Linked DNA regions of Homo sapiens: region 2 is linked to region 1. A link is a contact called in ENCODE Hi-C data. All regions are on one chromosome and are shown on one strand. The core of a region is the stretch at or near the end of the contact, and the rest is flanking DNA. Distances in the headings are between cores, read along the strand shown.

Region 1 (6,696 bases), core at 852-3,351:
AGATGAGAGTGTAGTTATGAAGAGTCACCTTATGAAGAAAGAAAAGCTCCCAGGCTGAGTCTCAACTATGTAATACTCAATGTAAGCGTTGGGTAACAAGAAGTAAAGAGGTGGGTGTAGGAACTTAGCAAGAGAAGCGCCGGAAAGGAAGTATGACAGAAGCAAATTTGAGTCTCCTAAGAGAATTTAGAGGTGAGGATATTGTGGGCTACAAATAAGAGGGAATCTATAGTCTATATGACAGATATCTCCATAAAATAAATATAAATGATACCAGCCATTAAAGTAACTAACTTCCTTTGGTCTGATTCCATGGTCACCAAGCAACCTTCAGATTATTACACAGCTTTTCAGTTAGATTTCCTACAAAAGATAAAGTAATGTGCCTATGAAAATGAGAATTTGGTCTTTGGTTAACCTGGCTGTACTGGAGAGCACTGAACCCATCTCGAGATGCCAATGACACTTCTGAGTTTGCAAGCCAGTGCCCTAGATAGACTCTGGAATTCACCCAGGAAGCGCGGACTAATCAGCTTTCTCTGAAGATAACTGCTCACACACCCAGCCAACTATTTTAAACTAGAACTGATGTTCCTATTGGATTAAAGCCTGACACGAAGTATGTATTTTTCAGTTTAAGCACAGGACAGTTAGTTTTATGAAGTATTTTGAAAATGCATGAACTTAATGATTTAATATTAAAAGCTTATGGAGATATCCTAAACGGCAACTTAAATTACTCTTCCAGATAAAACATATATGGTACTTACATATACTCTTTATTAAATAAACAAAAACAATCCAACAACTGCTTGTCACCTTTTTAAGTATATTTTTATACTTACAGCATATATGTAAACAATATATTTTTCTTTCAAAAGTTAGTTATTACAGGATGCATTAACAAGATGCCCTCTGGGAAAATTTCAGCTTTCTTTTAATGAAACTTATTTCAAGGTTAAGTTAAAAGAAGTCACACTAAAGGGAAATCTGTTGTCTTCTTCGGGAAAATGATATAAGAATATTAATAATCTAATAGAATAAATATGCTTTCAATAATGAAACAAAAAAACACAACTTCGCAGCTGGCTATTTTTATTGTCCTTTGAAGAATTCTCTCCCAAGCTACTGAAACTTAAAGTATCACACTGTGACAGACTTTAATCCCATCTTACCTGGTGTCCACATTTCTAAAGAAGCTGCTTATTGCCTCATCATAAATTCCTTTCTAAAAAGAAAAACATATGTTAATAGCATTTAGGTTTTGCTTCTCGCCCAAATCAAGTTCTTTCAATTTTAATTACATAATACTGTAATGGCTAGGATGAGACTCTGATAAGAAAAACCAAGTATCACAAAATGCGGAGCCTGACTCTTCCCAATCTCCTTAGAAGAGTAAATGCCAGATCTACAGATAAAAAGTTCAGCAGGGGGTGCTAAAGAAAGGATTTCACCCATAGGACTGTAGGACAGGTCCATCAAATGAGCGTTCTCTGGATTCTTCGTAATCTTTTTAAAAGCTGACTGGTTAAATTAAGGAATACAATAACCACACGTGTTATCTATTTTACAAAGTACTTTCCCATATACAAATCTCACTGTTCTGCACACGAACACCAATAAAGAGGAGACCCTGAGAATCAGGAAAAACGTTAAGACTAAGGTCGCTGGCCAGTGTTCTTTTAGTTTAGTGTGTGTCTGACGCAACATGTTTAAAAACCAGTACGTTCTTTACTGGGAAGATCCCATGCATCTTAAACGGGTCAGATGAAAGCTCAAGTCGATTATTTCCTGCGTATGGGCTGGAAGACCTAGCTGACAGGCGAGGGGGCTCGCGGCGGCGGGCGGGTACCTGGTTGACCGCGGCGTGCTCCCTTAGTGCCAGGTCCCAGAAGCAGCAGCCGATCTGGTTTCCGCACTGGCCGACTGCGACCGGAGGAGAGGAAGGAAAGAGAATAGGACATTAAGCAGGAAACATGGCCGCTGGATTCCGCGGCGACCAGGTCTCTACCCGCCCGGCGTAGCTTACCCTGTACGACCACCGACTGGGTCATGGTGGTGCGCCGCCGGCTCCGGGAGCTTGCTAGCCCGCGGCCGCTTCTGCATTCCCCCAGCAACGGCGCTCTGCTAGAGAGCTGCCGTAAGTCACGCTACTGCCGCAAGCCTCTGCCGTCGCTAAGCACGTCTGTAGGTTCAGGCTAAGGTTTTCCGTCAGAAGGCCGCGCAAGTGCACTTGCGTGTCACCGTTACCGTAGCGACTGGGCTTCTGGACTGTATATCCTAGCTGCCTTGTCAACATCTTCGAGCATCGGCAGCTCCGGAGGCCGGGGTAACTGGCAGGTAACTAGGCTTTGGAGTGGTATTTTAAAATATGTGTCGTTAAGCTGTTCGTGGGCTATCAGAGGTTTAATTTTTGTTCACAGCCTCAACACCCGGGGCGGTGGATCAGTCCGTTTATTCAGATTCCACGGGACGCTGCGTTGGCATCTCTGTTCAACAAGCCCTTTATTCTAATAGAAAATGAACAATGGCGTTGAGCAAAGAGAAACCCCAGAGAAATAGTCATGTCAGGGCACAATTGAAACTAGATGGTTATACGCTTTGACAAAAATGGCAAAGCTAAGGTCACAGACCCAACCAGTATTTGTTGAACGCTGTATACTCCCCAAATTAACTTGTAGGCTCGCTGGGAAGATTAGAAAGAAATTAAGGCATAGATCCAGTTCCAAGAAGCTTACAATCTAATTGAAGACATACACGCGAAATACTTAAAGAATTGTGTGGCGTTGACTATAAGTGCAATAGGATTCAGTGGTTGAGGATGTAGATGAGTATGTAGAAGTCTGATAGAAGACACGAGATTAACACTAGGCATTTAGATGGGTATTTAGATGGGATAGGCAGGAGAAGATTAAAAAGTTAGGCATTATGACAATTACCAACTACTTAAAATTGTCAAACATTAAAATATGTAAACTTCTATTGATCAAATTAGACCAGATTTTAATTAAGAACTCAAGTACTTCTTTAATGAAATTAATATTTTCCACAAAAATTCTGAAGAACTACGAAACTCTAAGAAGTCTTCTTTGTTTAATAAAAAGTTATATGGTATGTGCTATGAATATGTGCTAATATGAACTGTAATATTCAATGGATTAGAACACTTTATTGTCCCACCAAGACACGTAGTAGTTACTATTAAATTTCTCTGGTAGCCGGTAGGTTTAAAGTTGCAATGGATTTTATATCTTTTGGTAATAGGCAGCTTTCGGTCAGTAAATTTTTGTAGGCTGGATTTATTCTTAACTTCTTACTGAGTATGGGGTCAGTGGTAGAGGTAAAGTTGGGCATTTTAGGTCTTGATGCTAAAGTCCCAACGTCTGGGGCTTCCAAAATTTGCAAGTCTTGGTCCAGTTTGTAGGCAGTGATGTGAATAGGTCTGTATCAGTGTGTTATCAGTGCTAGGTGAGATGATACACTGGCCTTTGCAGAGCCCTACCCTTCATGCAGTCCCAGTCATTATTCCCCACACAGGAAAGAAAAGTCCTAACACATCTTATTAATAACTTCAGTCTCTAGAGAATCAGACTGAGAGACAGTTCTGCTTAAGAGCCAAGCAAGGTAGAGCCTCACATGCCAGCCACTCCAAAACTTCCGTATATGCAAACCCGGGTGAGCCAAGTTGAGATCGGTTGAACCGCAGCGGGCTATTCAGAATATTATAAGCAAGAGAAATGTTTTTGGTTGAAATTACTGAAATTTTGGGGTGCAGTTTTATTGTAGTGATAGCTGACCAACATACAGAGCAAATAGAGTGAACAGAATTCCACATGCTGAAAATGAAAAAGAAAAAAATTATTGGGAATCCTATGGACTCCTAAAATTGAAGGAAGGAAGACAAGGATGGAAGGGAGAGAGGGAGGGAAGGGGGAGAGGAAGGAAGGAACGATGTAAAAGATGGATAAAGTACAAGACCTTGGGGTAAAACCTAGCCTAAGAGGGGAGAAAAGAAAATTCATCATATCTACTTTGTGCTGAAGAAGAACTTAAGAATATGAATGCAATAAAACAGGAACTTAAAGACAAGATACTAAAATAATAAGACTCAAGCTCTATGAGGGCTGAGTCTTGTTGTTTTATCCACTACTAGGGATAGTACCTTGCATATAGTAGATAGTAAATAAATATTTGATGAATAAATGAAATAAAATGGAGATAAAAGAACTAAGGAAATTAACTGAAGACAACAACATCCACCTTAAAGGACTTAAAGAAATAATTTTTAAAAGCATTTAAGAAGCAGACTAGAGAGATGCACATCAAATTATAATGTAGAGGAAAGTCTTAAAATAATAACAATACTAGGCAAAACCCAGAGATATGAAAGTTATTAAAAATAATATGTATGAAGGAGACAAAGATGGCTCAACATAAGATTAACATGTGCCCACAGCAAATGGAGGAAAAAATGTACTTGATAAAAAAAAAGGAAGAAAAATACATAGATTAAAAGGATACACACTATGTTCTATAGGACAATTTATAGAAAAATCAACACCAAGACATGCAGCCTCATTAAGGCATTCAACTTTTCAGAATAAAGAGAGAATTTTTTAGGTACCTAGGCATGAAATGAACGGGGGAGTGGGATGAAGAAAAAACAATTAATTAGAGTACTTTAGACTCATCTATATAGCACATTCAGTACTGGAAGGCATTGAAAACATGCTGCAAAGTTCTGAAGGGGAATAAAATGTTTTAGAAGAAAATTATTCTGTAGCTTTTGTAAGTTGTCATTAAAATATAATTCAGAGTTGTGGGTGGTCTGTTTTTATTCTTGCTTGCACACCGCCATTTCTGAGCTCATCTCTTTCTCATATAACTTGACAAACAGTAGCAACTGACATGTTATTGTTTTCCAGCCTCTTCTCCCAACATTTAAATTCATTAGTTAAATCACATGCCTTCTAGGTTATCACAGAGTTTTCCAAAGATTTTTCCCAATAGGTTTGTTCCTGGGTGACATAGATCACTATCCTTTTAGCTTTCCACAACAGTTTCCTTGTTAATTGCTGCTTGACCACTTAGGTATGGTGACTTATATTTTAGATTTTTGTTATAGCGGTACCTAAGTCTGGACCAAAGTCTGTATACATCAGCATAAACTTTGTTGTGCTGTGGTAACAATCAACCCCAAAATCTCAGTGGTGTAAAACAACAATTTTTTTTTTGTACATGATACATGTCCATTGAGGGGTGTCTGGGGGCTATGCTTTATGTTATCCCCCTTCTGGCACTCAGGCTGATGATCTGCCATTATTTGGTCCATTTTTGATTTGTTTGATTTTAAATTGATTAATTATTGTGTATATTAATGGGGTACAGTTGATTTTTTGATAAATATTTACATTGTGGAATGATTAAATCAATCTGATTAACATATCCATCATTTCACATACTCAGAATTTTTTTGTGATGAGAACATTTAAAATCTGCTCTTTTAGCAGTTCTGAAATATATATTATTAATAACTAGTCACCATGCTATGTAATAGATCTATAAAACTTATTCCTCCTAACTGAAACTTATTGTATCCGTTGGACATCTTTCTGATCTCTATCCCTGTCCCACCCTCCAGCTTTGCTACCCTCTGGTAACCACCATTCTACTCTCTACTTTTATGAGCTTGACTTTTTTAGATTCCACATCTAAGTGGAGTGTTTCTCTTTCTGTGGCTGGCTAATATCACTTAGCATAATGTCCTCCAGGTTTATCCATGTTGTCACAAATGACGGCATTTTCTTCTTTTTTAAGGCTGAATAGTATTCCATTGTGTATATATACCACATTTTCTTTATCTGTTTCTTTATTTGTTAGAGAGTATGCAAAAACAAAGCTCTGAAAATCTTTAAGGAGTTCCTCATGAGCCTAAACTGAGTGCTGATCCTTGCATGGATTCATGGAAACTATGTAAGACTGAGGAAAGAACCACTGGAAATAAGCGGGCAGAACAATTCCTAGGGTTCACATAGGGCTAGGACTAATTCACATTCCCCGTATCTTGAGTGGAGAAACCTTAAAATAGCTGGAACATTGAGTTGAGTACTCAGAAAGGTACCTCAGTAGTGAAGAAAAGTTAGCCCTGGATGAAAGGCTGTTGTAATCTAGCTTAAGAGAGCATGAAACCAAGCCTCCAAAGAACCAGGCTGTTTCCAAATAGCTGTGTCCCAGAACAAAACTTAAAAATACTTAGAGGAATAAAAATAAAATTGTTTAGCAATGTAAAATCACAATGCCTGGCACCCAAGTCAAAAATTGCCAGATATGCAAAGATGAGTCCCATAATGAGGTGAAAAATTAGTTAAAAACAGAACAAGAAATGGCACAAATGAAAGAATTAGTAAACATAATAATTACATAAAATTAAAAGAACATTAAAGCAGTATATGTTCAAGAGGACAGAAGGAAGCCCAGGCAGACTGAGAAGGGACAAAGAAATATGAAAAAGAGATCCCAATTAGACTTCTAGAGATGAAAAGTACAATATCTAAGGTGAAAAATGGATGGAATAAAGAGCAGATTAGACATTAGGCAAAAGAAAAGATTAGCAAACTTAAAGATGTAGCAATGGAAACTGTGCAAAATAAAACAGAGAACAAAAAGATTTTTTTAAAAAGGAGAACTAGTGCACTG
Region 2 (6,309 bases), core at 3,711-6,210, 1.5 Mb after region 1:
TTTGCAGAAACACATATATTGTATATACTTATACCAGTAGTGAATACATATGCATGGAATCAAATCACCAATAGCTCAGCAGAACCTAAGCCATATGTCTTCTTGCAGAGAGTTGCTTATTAGCTGTCTTTCATTCTTTCCATATTAGACAATTCGAGAAAGGTAGAGACAGTTATTTCATTCTTCTCAGTTCTATTTCTGCTTTCTTAGTGTCTTCATATTCATCAATTCACAAGGGCCCTGAGGTGAGAAAACAGAACAAAAATCTCTCTTTAAACATGTGATCTCTCAAATCTGCCAAACTTGGTGACTTCATGATAATTGTTTCAACCACTTTCTTCTGCTGACCCAATACTTAATACGCCATAAGATTGAAGACATTCTCTTTTATCTGCTGTTCAATTTGCTTGCTCTCCAGCCATTTACCTATAGTTTTCATCATTTTTTCAGAAGTACAACCTTGACAATTCTGGGATCTTCCAATGGTGAGTTTAAACTAACTTGAGCAACTGTCTATGGGGCTTCTAATTATCCCATGAATGAATCCAATAATTGAGTTGAAAATAAATTTCAACCACAACAATACAGTTTTAGCTCGAGGCAGGTTCTGAAGTAGAAACTAAAAATATGAGACTAAAGTATTATTTTAAGGGGCTATTACAGGGAGAAAATGGTAAAATTTTTTTGCCTCTGTCAAGAACTACATGGGGGTTAGCAGCCACATAGTGGCCTGAGGCCTCGGAGGGGATGGCCTCTTTGGCTGTGGCTGTGAACTAGGATCAGCTGAGCCACAACAGTGAATCCCACAACATTCTCTGACACCCCGGACTAACCCCCTGCTCCTACAGACTTTCTGCCCTTGAACTTCACAGCTGCTCTCATCTCCTTTCCAGGTTTGTCAATTCTAGGTTTTCAGCTCACTTTATTCCCTAGCTTAGTTTCTGTTTCTTTATTCATAAAATAATGTTACAAGAATGAATAAGGTAAATATGTAAAACATGAGCATAATACCAGTATACTAGATCACACAAAAAAAATGTTACTTGGTTCATTCATTCATGTAATCACTTAATGTACAAGTAAGTCTTTCCACTAGGTGTGGGAGATATTATGACCAAAAAGTCACAGTGCTTATCCACAATTATTCCACACTACAGAGCAGAGTTTTTGAGCTAGAATCTATGGAACTCTAGGGTATGGATATATATAACTTCAGAAGGTCTGTGAACTTCTGAAATTGTGAGCAGAATAATGTTATGTTTATATGTGCTTTATGTTTTATTTTATAATTATCATTATTTTTTTAGACAGGGTCTCACTCTGCTGGCCAGACAGGAGTGCAGTAGCATGATTACAGTTCACCACAGCCTTGAATTCCTGGGCTCAAGAGATGCGCCCATCTTAGTCTCCTGAGTAGCCAGGACTATAGGATTGTGCCACCACACCTGGCTAATATATTTTTTTAATCTTTTCAATAAAGGTCAGGTTTTGCTATGTTGCCCAGAATTGTCTCAAGCTCCTGGGCTCAAGTGATCCTCCTGCCTCAGCCTCCCAATGTGCTGGGATCATAGGCATGAGCCCCCACACCCAGCCAAGAGTACTTTTCTAAAGAGAGAAGGTCCATTTCTTTCAACAGATCCTCAAAGGGATCTGCATTGTGGTCATTCTTGGTTTTCACCTACCCAGCACGCCTCTCCTGATAACACAACACATTCCTTCCCCTTGAAGAAGTACCATTTGCCATTCTCAATTGATATGGTTTGGATAAGGGCCAATCCCACCACCTGCCTCCAAGATTAGCCCCCATCCAAACCATATGGATTGAGACTGGCCAAGCTGGGCCAAACAAAGCAAAAAGGACATATACTTCCCAACAAAGCTTCAAAACTTGTAGAATTTAAGCCATAAATGTTTATAGCCATCTTTGCCATCATGTGAGGAAGGCTGCCTAAAATAGAATAAGGAAGAAAGCTAAGTCAAAAGCTGAAAAAAGGCAAACTTACAGAACTTTTGTTGAAAGAGTTAATTTCAGCTAAAATTGAGGTCAATTCCAGCCTGGGACTTTTTGGTTACATAAGCAATAAAGTTCTGTCTTCCTGAAATCTGTTAGAATTTTCTTTCCCTCCTTTTCAGTGAGATTCAATCCTGCTAATTCAGTTTAAATCTCCCATACCCACCTCCCCCACTCACCAACAAATAAACAAAACTCCTAGTTTATTGTCCCAGATACTAAGCTATCCAACCCATGGGTTAGGTATTCAACTTAGCTTTATTAATCATAGGGCTCATTACTTTATGTATCCTGAAATACAAACTCCACCCCACCACCAGGCCACAGTTTACCATGCCCCTCATTTTACTTTATCTCCACATCCACTTCTTCCAACCTTGCAGAACCCAAAAACAGAGATCATGTTTTCCTCTAATTGACTCTGAGCCACTTACAGAATCACAAAAGCACCAAAATAGTTTCCTCCCTGTGTTTTCCCTCCATATTCAATATGTCAAAGTGATTATACATCCTGTGTCCCCAATTAACATAGTAGCATTCAATATTTAGTACACTCTGAATACATATTGGTGGAATAAATAAAATAAGCCATGCTGGAACTTTATCTGTTGTTCTTAAAAGAAAGAGAAGCTGCCAGAATTGGAGCTTGATCCAGGGGCTTCCCAGGGGACCATCCTCTAGGGAAGAAGATGTTGGTTTCATAGTTACTTGGTCCATTACAGTTCACAGAGGACAGTGCACACAAAATCAGAAAAGCAGGTGGGCTTATTGCAGTAAACGTGAAGCAATAGCTAGTTTCATTTTGATAGCACAAATTTTAGACCCTACCCTAATGAAACTATAATACATGAATAAAAAATGAAAGTTAATATATGAAAATGAAACCAATCATTACAATAAAAGGATGGGATTGAGGCTATATTTTCTAATTATGAAAAATCTCTTTTATGATATTTAATGTGATTTAAAGGATTTTCAAAACACTTAGTACAAATCTCTATGTAAATATTAATGTTTAAAAAATATTGCAGCCTAGGCAACATAGCAAGGCTCTGTCTCAAAAAAAATATTGCAGACTATTCACTTATGTTACAACATATACTCAAGTGGGAAATTCCCTGGTGACAAAATATCTAGAAAGTATGCCAATAAACACACACACACACACACACACACTTCAATTAAAGGAATGAGCCCATTTAATGAAATGGACTATCTCTTATCATGATATGTAAATAGCATTTCAGTTATAGAAAAAATACTACAAAAATCACTAGAGCAATTTTTTTCATTGCAAGACCTGAACATAAGGTGTATATTTTTGTAACTGTGTTTTTTAGAAAAGAAGAAGTAAAAGAAGAACCACCTGCACCTAGGTGGCAATTCCCCATCACAGGGGGAGGGAGCCAGTCTTGGCCACTGGGCACAGAAGAGACTGCTTAGGAAATCCCTGTGAGCTCTAAAGGAAGTAAGAAAACACAGAAATGCAAAGCTCCAATACTCCCCCACGTATCACAGACTCCTCTAAATTTCCCACTGGGTGTTTCAAGAGTTGGTCCTGGTGAGGTGGGAGGGGGAGACCAAAGGGAAGAGAAAAAAAAAAACAAAGGCCATTTGTGGGGAAGCTGAAAGGACATGGAGGTACAGAGGCAGAAATGGTGGCAGTGACGACATATGGGGCAAATATGCCCAGACCCTCAGCCTCCCCACTGCACCCACACTGTCCACAGGACAATCGGGGCAGGACCTTCATCTGTGTCCTCCGGTTGAGGGGTTGCCTACATAATCTGAAAGAGAAGCGTGAAACTCCAGAAGGGGAAAAAAATGCCTCTTTTGAAGGGGACTTCCCTTGCCAGTGAGGTTTCAGATCATGTTCTGTAACAGCCTACTGGCCTGTGACAGGGCCTCCAGGAAATGAGACAACTCAGATGCAGAGTACTAAGGGAAAAATTTCAGTAGTGGCTTGAGAAAACTAACTGTTGAGTCTGACAAAGCAAAGTTCTAAGATAGTGCGAAGTATAACTAGGGCTGCTTTGAAAAGGAAACCCAGAGAGCAAGGACAGGTGTCGCTTAGTTTTAAAAAATAATTAGAGCTTCTGTTTATTGAAAGCCTACCATGTGTCAGGAGCCTTGCATGCCTTATCTCTTACTCTTACATCAGATGATATGAAATTGACATTATTATCCCCATTCTCATCTGTAAAGTGAGAAAACATACTCAGATAAATTAAGTAAATTAGCCAACATCATCCAGTTCCAGGGCCACGATTCAAGCCAAGGTCCATCCGATACCAATTACTATGCTTCTGCCTTGGCCCTTCTGTCATTAATTCATGTGGTTCACTGTGAAAGTCATGGACTTCTTTAAACCTAGATTTCCCCTTATGACATGGTACAAGTAAGCCTAAAGTTAGATAAAATCATAGCCTATGATGAGCTAATTTAAGCTTCAATCTGTCTCTGTCACTAGCCAGTTCTGTGGAAATGGACAACTCAAGTAACTTCTCCAGGTCTCAGTGTTCCCATCTAAAAAGTGGGGTTGTAGTGGGCCTCTACAGCTCTTGACTTCTATGAGGCACACCGAGTCCTCACATGCCAACATAAAAAAGGAAATTTCAAAATTGTCTTTGTTTTTTAACAAAGTATATGAGGGGATTATTCCAGTTCTCTATGAATAATATATATATTTAAAGAGCCTATGTTTAAAAAATTAAAATGCTTTAAAACATTTTCTAGATGGCCTTACAAATGGAAAAAAAAAGTATTCCTAGCCAACCCTCTGTCAGCAGAAAGGCCACACAGAAAAAAGCAAATCACAATTCTTTACCCCTCTCAGCATAAATCATTACTCACCGTGGGAAAATGATTACTTGCCAGGAAGTAGAACCTATGAATCATTATACTGTTGTCCTCGACCTCTGATAGAGCAAGAATTAGGGGAAAGACTGAAAAGCTGGGGAGTGAACTCTGATTTGACAATAGTTCCACTCATGGCATCGTAAGGCAATGAAAACAGAAAGCTGATCGAGCCGTAGGGCTGTCAAGTCCCGGTGCTGCTGCAGTGCACGTCTGAACCCAGAGCAGAATGACATGGGCCCCTGACTTTCTGAGTCACTCCTTGGGTCTGAGTCTTCACAGCCCCAGAGTCATTTATCAGCAAATAGAAACAATGCCATCCCTGGGCTTGTCCCGACAGTCAACCTACTTGTTAATGCCTGTGTAAGAGATACCCAGCTTGGAAATAGGAGCAAAAGTCACAAGGAAGGGATTAAGTTGCCTAACATCAGCATTCATTTCCTAAAATAAAAACACATGAAAGATAGACACCACAAATATGTGTTCCCTTGTGGTATCAGCAAATATTGTGCTATAATTTCTCTACTGTTGCTAATAAGCTATGGCACACAACTGTAAATTCTTTTTTTTTTTTTTTTTTTTTGATACAGGATCTTGCTCTGCCATGCAGGCTAGAGTGCAGTGGCACAATAATGGCTCACTGAAGCCTCGACCTTTCAGGCTCAAGCAATCCTCCCACCTTGGCCTCCCAAATAGGTAGGATAGGGCAGGTGTGGTGGCTCATGCCTGTAATCCCAGCACTTTGGGAGTCTGAGGTGGGAGGATTGCTTGAAGCCAGGAGTTCAAGACCAAATAGCTAGCACTACAGGCATGAGCCGCCATGCCCAGCTAATTTTTGAGTCAGGGTCTCACTATGTTACTCAGGCTGGTCTCAAACTCCTGGGCTCAAGCGATCCTCCCACCTCTGCCTCCCAAAGTGTTGGGATTACAAGCATGGGAGCCACCTGTAGGTGGGTGAGGAGCAGTGATCCTCCCACCTCTGCCTCCCAAAGTGCTAGGATTACAGACATGGGAGCTACCACACCCAGCTTGCAAATACTTTTTATATTATGTTTTTCTACATGGCCTTTGATGTCTTTAGAAAATGTTTGTTTTAAGCAAGGATCTTTTTGTGACTAAAAGCACAGAAAAATACAACATAGTTAGTATGTTACACACCAAATATACAAAATCCTAGAAACTTATAGAAGGAGATAGGAAAATTGATCTTATAACTAATCTGAATATTGTTCTCTACTTTCCTTAATGTTTTTAAAGGTAGTGAAAGTAAAACTATATTGTTCTGATGATGTAGAAGGGAGAATGTTTAAAATTCCTCCCAGTTTCAGGAGGAGATATTAGAACCTGTCTTTATTATACTGCATTGATTAGAGGGAAGAGGGTATTACAGCCAAAGTGTTACCTAACCATTAGACTTTCACTGTATTTGATCCCACCTTCTT

What was found. A loop is a pair of places that touch in the nucleus more often than their neighbours do. Pooled maps may share reads with other maps.
Region 2: a pooled map shows a loop between it and region 1 (15-fold over the local background). The contact joins the enhancer-like site here to the promoter of TUBE1 in region 1. A Hi-C loop is called at or near these places in 6 of 50 pooled maps.

Annotation. Positions count from the first base shown.
Region 1 is chr6:112,085,381-112,092,076 of GRCh38, forward strand. It overlaps TUBE1 (tubulin epsilon 1), which reads right to left and starts at 2,102. Exons shown (of 12, transcript NM_016262.5): 1 at 2,030-2,102; 2 at 1,853-1,926; 3 at 1,176-1,228. The coding sequence starts at 2,054. FAM229B (family with sequence similarity 229 member B) reads left to right here and starts at 2,211. Exons shown (of 4, transcript NM_001033564.3): 1 at 2,211-2,340. RefSeq lists enhancers at 1,632-1,681, 1,816-2,347, 2,082-2,271.
Region 2 is chr6:113,627,436-113,633,744 of GRCh38, forward strand. LINC02541 (long intergenic non-protein coding RNA 2541) reads right to left here. Exons shown (of 3, transcript NR_125844.1): 2 at 86-240. Among named protein-coding and RNA genes, the nearest start is that of LINC02541, 19 kb to the right of the region's middle. RefSeq lists enhancers at 3,541-3,840, 3,861-4,000, 4,871-4,920. Within about 2 kb of position 4,961, at least 26 of the 41 ENCODE cell types and tissues checked have a DNase peak (open chromatin) inside an H3K27ac peak, as active enhancers do.